Regions from separate parts of the Homo sapiens genome. Here regions 2 and 3 are each linked to region 1. The links are chromatin loops, found by intact Hi-C in ENCODE. Cell type or tissue: mammary epithelial cell. All regions are shown on one strand.

Region 1 (2,500 bases):
GGGAAGCAACACACCCAATTGCCTTTCATGAACTTACGAGATCCAGCTATGGTGCTACTAAAACTGATGATGCAAGAATTAGTCATTGAGATGGCTGAATATGAAAAAAGTTTTCATAGTCTTAATATCTGTAAATAGAAATGGCCTTATGTTGTAAGATAGGATTTTCCATATCCATATGAATAATTCAAGAAGCTTTTGAAAGCTTGCTCACTCAATGTATTGCGGTAAAAATGTACTGGAACAGGAGCAGGAGACCTAGACATCAGTTTGAACTTTACCATTGACTAGTAATTAATTACCTGAGCAAGTAGCATAGGTTTTCTGAGTTTCTGTGTAGTGTGTGTGTGTATTCTTAACTCTAAATTCTGTGAAACACAAACATATGCATTCCTTCATAAACTATACAAATTAAGCTTTTTTCCTCAGCTGTTCTTAGAAATTATAACTATGTTTCACAATCATATTCAAGTTCTTAAGTCCTTTATCAAGCCTTTCCTGACTGTATTTAATTTTCCTCCTCATTCACTTTCATTCTCTTTCTTTCCTATACATTCATTTTCTCTACCACACAATACACGTGAATAAGTATCATTTGAATTATGCACAGATTCATGGGTCTTAATCTTTACTTTTCAGATGGATTTAAACCCCATAATGGGTGAAATCATAATGCACTCAAATATTTAGCACACTGCCATGCATGTGGCAGTCGTTCAGTTAATAAATGCTCACAAAATATGAAAGTAGAATATAACACTGAATTTGGAAAAACAAGAAAACACAAACAAATCATTGTGCAATGTTAATTCAAACCCGTCTGTATTTTTGAACTTGAATTATTGCCATGTTTGTTGTTGATGGCTTAACCTAACAGCATGTGACAAATTATTATACATACTATTTATAAGGGGTTTACTACATGGCAACAATCCTACTGAAAACTTTCATCTTCTTTCATCTTTATAGTAGCTCCAATAGTGTAGTTCATTTCATCCTTTATTTTCTAAGCGAGGAAATAGTACCTGAGAGAGATTAACATGTTCAAGGTTATAAAGCTTAAATGATAGATCCAGGAATCAAATCCAGGTGTGTCAAATTCCAAATTCTGTCTTAAAATAATGTGCCACAAGGGGTTTTCGTTTGGCTAGCTAAAAGCATCTTCTGGAAATTCACATAGAAATTAAAAATATAATCAAACATAGGGAAAAGAGAAATAAAATGCTCTGGGTCTAAATAATACTAATGGTTGGCAATATAGGAAATAATAAGACAGCTACTTGAAGATAACCTCACCCTAGAAAGAACTCTAATTCTAGCCAGCAAAATTGAATCAACCATTAATAATGCAAGGTGACGTGCAGAGAAAGACTCAGCCCATAAAAGTGATTCATTTACCCTCTTTCCGGAAACAACATTCCATTGGGGCACATCAATGCCGCAAGCTGCTACTGAAGACACTATGTACATGAGCCAAAAATCATTGAGGTTCCCTTTTAGTCTTTGACTGTGATTCTAAAAGGTACTTGGCAAATGTTGCAGGATGTTCTGTACAAGGAGGCAAACGGTAATAATTGGAAAAAATTGAGTATTCTACATGAATGGACCTCTGAAGGATCCATGGCATTAAAGTTATTTTCAGACCCTTTTATATGTTTTAATTGAGGGTTAGCAATAAAACAGTTTTATGAAATTAAAGTGTTGTTTTAAATGCTAATCAAAGTTATCTGCTCAAAAGATAAAATGAATATTATAATAAAATACTTATAAAAAACAAAAACTTAAAACTTTGAAGATATACTAATGCTTATTTCTTTTGCATAAACCAAGATTCCTTTATACATAAGATAAGCATTGAGGTTTGCTAAATTTTGAGCTAACAGAAACGATGGGGAAAGGTTCACATTTTTAAGTCATTCAACTTACCTCACACATATTAGTTATTGAATAAATGTTTGCTAAATGAATAAATGAACCTCTGCATGTGAATATATATATGTGTGCATATATATGTATATATACATATGTACATATTTCTATACATGTATGTATTTGCACTGGAAGTGTTATAAACACATATATATTCATAGGCTGAGGACTATATATAGATGCATAAATATGTATGTATTAGAAATACACATATACATATGTAGGTATGTACGAGTATTTTTGAAATATAAGATGAGTCAGAAATATAAATCTCTAGCTATTGTTTGCTCTGTGGGAAGAACATAGATGTTAAGAATAAACACACTTGGATTTGAATTCTGTTTCTACCATAATCCACTCTCTAACCTTGGGTAATTTATCTGGTTTACAAGTCCCTGTCTTACTCTGTCAGTTCACAGTAATGTCTACTTTTTCAGATTTGTTGAGACAAATGCAGCAAATAATCCCAGAATTGTGCCTGATACAAAACAGCATTTTCCCTTTTTTCTTCTCTTCTTTCATTATATAAGAAAACTACTCAGTATAGTACTATTATATCTAGATTGATTGG
Region 2 (2,500 bases), 74 kb after region 1:
TGTATAAAGAGATCAAAACATTATGTTTTACTCCTTAAACATATATGACACAAAAAAACAATGGAATGCAGGACCATCTGTCATTGATCTCCAGTTTTCTCTTGTACCAACTGGAAACTCTTAGTTTGTGATTGAGCATGAACCTCAACCACAACAATGATTATTTCCAAAACGATAAAGCCAATCAATATCTTGTGTATTGATCTACACGTTATCAAATAACTTGCACTGGTTTTCCTTCTTTTACTGAATTGTCAACTCATTTAGATCAATTTAATTCTACTTAGTGACAACCTTGCTTAATGATGTAAATTGTAAATATAACTTTTTTCTCATGACAACAGTGCTGCAATGGCCTATTCACAAGCACCCTGCTGCCATTCCTTCCCTTCTAATTCTGCATACAGACAAAAGGTTTTGCTTACAAGAAGATTACTTTCACTGTTGTACTTCCCTGCTCAAAACCTCCAATTATTTTCTTGTCTTCAGGATCAAGGTCAGATTTCTTAGCCTGGTGTCCAAGGCTTTCCACAGTCAGTCGAATCTTGTGTGCTCCACTTATATCTGACTCTTCTTTTGCATCATCCTTCTGTTTTATGATCTCTGTACATTTCTTTCTCAATTCAACATTTTACCATGCAGAGTTAAAGAATAACATTGAAAATTATTTCCTCTTCCCTTCAGAATCTCCCTATTTTCTAATAGTCCTAATATAAATTCCATCATCTTGTCCTCCGCTTGTCTAACAGTCTTAATATAAACTCCATCATCTCTCATGAATGTTCCAGCTTATGCTGATATTTTCCCTTCTTAGATTGTGGAATTAATTTTTGACATCATTTATTTGGCATTTGGTTTTATACTATCTATAGCATTCTTTCTATTATTTTTATTTACTCGTGCCTTCTTTTCTTAATTTGATGGTCAGTGTCATGAGGGCAGAGAACATATCTTAGACTCCTGCTATATTCCATACGATCCATACTTTCAGTAATGAATATCTGATAAATAACTGTTGAAAGTATATACTTATGCTATTGGGGTGAATGTTTGATGAGAAGTTCCCAGAGCAGCACATTATTCCAGACAGGAAGCTTGCCAGGCTGAGTCATTCAGCAGCTGCAACATGTTTGCAATTTAGTTTCTTATCTGGGTGAGAGAATTGGGAATAAAGAAATCTCAGTTTGAAGTGTAGTGAATAAGCTTGGGTTTTGTACCTGTTGTAATTAAATAATTTATTTTTTAAAACTATTGCTGTGTATGATTCTTCCTTTTGATTTTAAAGCAAATATAGATTTGGCTGTGAGTAATAGAAATGGCTTCAATAATAAGGAAATAGTCTTATCAAAAGAAAGACAAAATGAAAAGTTCATTGATATAATGGTTTCAGATTTAGTTAATTTTGTAAACCAGTGATGTCACATGGGACAAAATTTCTTCTACCTTTCTGTTTTCATGCCCCCTGTTGTGTTATCTCCTCAGTCTGAGTGTTTACTTGGAAAATAGCTGTTACAGATCCATACTTCTGTGAAAGATACTACAATGTCCAGCAGGAGAAACAGAATCATTTCTTCTTTGAATCTCTAGTTAGAGGTGAAGAAGCCATTTCCAGAAACACCCTGAAGATTTCTCATGTCTTACTAGCTAAAACTGGGTCACGTTCTCACATCAAGATCAATAAATGGAAGGAAGGATTAGATCTCTAAAGATATAATGTACAATAATCTGACTATGATTAACAATACTTTATTGATACTTAAAATTTGCTAAGAGGGTAGAGTTTAAGTGTTTTCACCCCCCAAAAATTGATACTATCTGTTGTGATGAATATGTTAATTAACTTGATTGTGGTGATTATTTCACAATGTACATGTGTATCAAATTGTCAAATTGTACACCTTAAATATATAAAATTCTAATTGTCAAATATACCTTAATAACATTAAAAAAAAGAATTCTTGTTACCTGAGGTGGCAGGATAGGTATCAGAACAAAACTGAGACTCTTCAGTAGGTTAAAGGGGAAATGACTGTTTGCAAAATAATCAAACCAATTTTAACTAATCCAACATTAGCCAATAACCCCCCCTCAAAAAGGTAGGCAATGCTCTCACCCCTCTTATTTGTTTCCAAAGGACTGAATAAGGAAAAGCATTTCCTGACTCTGGGGATATCATCCAGCTGATTAGTGGGAGGAATCTTCTGCCAGAACATTTTAATAGTTTTAATGACCATAAATTATATATATTGTTTGCATTAAAATATTGGCTGTGACTAAGCCCAGAGGTTTCTCTAGGACACCTTAAAAAAATTAGAGTAGATGCCTTCATAAGCCAACTGGTAAAGGAGGGAGATCAGTTATCCCCACCACCCCGTTTTACTCCTTTCTTTTACCTAACTAGGTCACTTGAAACCTTTCTCCAGTGACCCAGAGCTATGTCAAAACCTGCTCTTGGATGTGTTATCTTGCCAGTCAGTTACACTGGAAGGGAATTTGTTCA
Region 3 (2,500 bases), 110 kb after region 1:
CAGCTAAGAATTTGCACCGGTTTTGTCTCATTTTGTCTTTCAGTAATGTGGTGAATATGTGAGAACTGACATATACTCCAGGTCCACTTTGAAATTAGTTAACTAGTTCAATGGGAAAAAGTAGAAGATAATATTAAATTGTTTGAAAACAGAATAATCTGTGCTTCCGTTCCTAATTTTTCATAAATTTGTATTCTCATTCAAATGAATGAATCACATAGGAATGTATGTAGTTAAAGTATACACAAATTTATTATATGAAATATGTGCTGAGAGTTTAAAAAGTTAAATATAGTGAGATGCTATTCTTGTTGAAGTAATTATGATATTGCTCTTTAAAGCATGTAAAGATCATCATGATCCAATTCATGTAGTAGTAAGATTAAATGTATTTTGTAGAATTGTGGTATTTAAATGCTATTCTTATTAAAATATTCTTGTCTATTTTTATTAGTTCTGATATATATTTATCTACAGATATATTAGCATATTTGTATATATGTATGTATGCATATAAGTGTACAATAAATATAGGTGTATTATATATATACATATGTAATATATATACTTCTATACACATATCACTCTATAGAAAGCTTAAAGATTAATGAAGTCCCCTAGGGCATATAAAGTAGTAGCTCTCTATAGCAGTAATGCTAGGCTGAGCTCTAAAAATGGAAGCTGTACAAAATATCTGTTCAAGAACATGAACAGTTTTTATAACAAATCTTAAAATTGTACAATATTGTGAGATGTCAGCTAATAAGAAATCAGACAAAACCAAGATCTCCCAATTCTTCAGCTTTCTTTTATTCATGGTCTTTATGTGGAAATTTCCTTAAGGATTTCAGCGTTGGGGTTGGGGAATATGTAAGAAGTGACCACCTCCACCCACCAACCTAATTTGTTGATCAGTAATTCAAAGAGGTTTGAAACAGAAGGTTTTGTGCTGCCCAAGCCTGGATGGGAATGGATTTACTGGCAACCAATTAGTTGTCAATTCTTCCTCAGGATTGGTTGCCTTAGGACATGCTCTGAAAGGAGTGGGTAGGAAGAGCTTAGTCACGACCCACACAGGCTGGCTCAGATCTCAGGCAGTTAACCTGCACTCTATCACAAAGAGCAGAGAAGAAAATCTGGCTGAGTTTGTCAGCTGTTTGAGGAAGCTGGATAATCCTCCAAATTTCCAGAGAAATTTGTCTGGGCTAGTAATACAACAAAATAGCAGTATAGATATGGCTAAACACCAGAAATCTGCTGCCCACAATCAGCTTTTCTAGTTCCATTTCCTTTAATGTGCTTTGAAGTTTAAGTTACAGCTATCCAACATTTAAAATTGTAAAACATTTTGTGAGAACTAAAAATCAAGGTTTTATAATGAAAACTTTTAAATTTAGTTTTTACTGTGGGTCATTCTCCAGTAAATGCATCTCTAAATCGGTGGGATGTAGTAACATACACTTACAGAAAAAAAACCAAAATGGTGAAAAACATTCAAAGCAGCTTGAACTTTGTGAAGTGTCATATAAGAGGGTCATATGTCATTGAAATTACATATTTAATAAGGGTGCTAATGGGAAAAGCTAATTCCTCAGAACAAACAATTCCAATTGATATAAATGTTGAACGAAAAAAATTAAAACATTTATAATTTGATATTAGAATCCAGGAGAAGACCTTATAAGTATTAGAATAATATATGAATATATTTACAAAAATTGTGACATTCATTAAAGAAAAATTTTGTTGGAGCATAGCAATTAAGGCTGGGAAGAAACCATACACTGCTTAACTTCCATTATCAAAATATCAACAATTTATTAGTAATATAAATGGAGAGGTGATAGAGATTTTAATGAAGATTGACTCACAGAAATGGAAAATAGGAAAATACAGTAGCAAGTGAACTGTTCATGCCAAGTATAAGATACTTAGGTTCTCTGGTTGCAAGGTTTTAAATGGCATGCTTTTTATCTTTGTGAATTTCAATTAGACTCTGCAATGGGCAAGTCAGGAAAAGAATATTAATGATGGAGGAGAGAGCTGGGTGGTGTTCCATTCTTCACAGAGCAAGCTAAATAAGAGAGCAAATGTTTGTTTAGGTTGTAACATATTAAATGCTCATCCAGAAAATGGTGATTAATAGATTAAAAAGGACAGCTGGAAATATTTACAATGTAAAGGTTTTACTCTCCTCCCATAATCTTCAAAGCAAAGCTAAAATTTACTGTAGATTAGCAGTGCCTGTTAGAAAAACTGCACCATCTAGGAAAAACATCTGAATTTTTGGTGCATAACTAACAAAATTGAAGTGTTTGGCACATATTGACTCTGAATGTAAAATGACAGAAACGTATCAGCATACTTATCTCTCTCTCTTTTTTCCTTTAAAGTGTCTAACGTTTATAACAACTTCTGGAGGAGATAAACACTGGCTCTGCTTTGCCTTAGTAAAATGTGCATAACATTCTGTCTTCTGTGCAGTACAAAAAGGAAAATG

The links. A loop is a pair of places that touch in the nucleus more often than their neighbours do. Peaks named below come from ENCODE experiments on the same cell type or tissue, not always from the same donor. Only the 100,000 strongest peaks of a DNase experiment are listed, where the experiment ranks them.
Region 2: a loop joins it to region 1, with 2.4 times the contacts of the local background. A loop is called at or near these places in 2 of 110 quality-filtered maps.
Region 3: it touches region 1 in a loop (2.3-fold over the local background); 2 of 110 quality-filtered maps call a loop at or near these places.

Annotation. Positions count from the first base shown.
Region 1 is chr4:46,505,982-46,508,481 of GRCh38, reverse strand. No RefSeq gene overlaps it. Among named protein-coding and RNA genes, the nearest start is that of GABRA2, 120 kb to the right of the region's middle. In mammary epithelial cell, no CTCF peak of the experiment used is centred here; DNase peaks (open chromatin) are centred at 111 and 1,401; H3K27ac peaks cover 1,175 bases.
Region 2 is chr4:46,431,727-46,434,226 of GRCh38, reverse strand. No RefSeq gene overlaps it. Among named protein-coding and RNA genes, the nearest start is that of GABRA2, 43 kb to the right of the region's middle. In mammary epithelial cell, no CTCF peak of the experiment used is centred here; a DNase peak (open chromatin) is centred at 1,106; H3K27ac peaks cover 345 bases.
Region 3 is chr4:46,391,184-46,393,683 of GRCh38, reverse strand. No RefSeq gene overlaps it. Among named protein-coding and RNA genes, the nearest start is that of GABRA2, 2.3 kb to the right of the region's middle. In mammary epithelial cell, no CTCF peak of the experiment used is centred here; no DNase peak of the experiment used is centred here; H3K27me3 peaks cover 247 bases.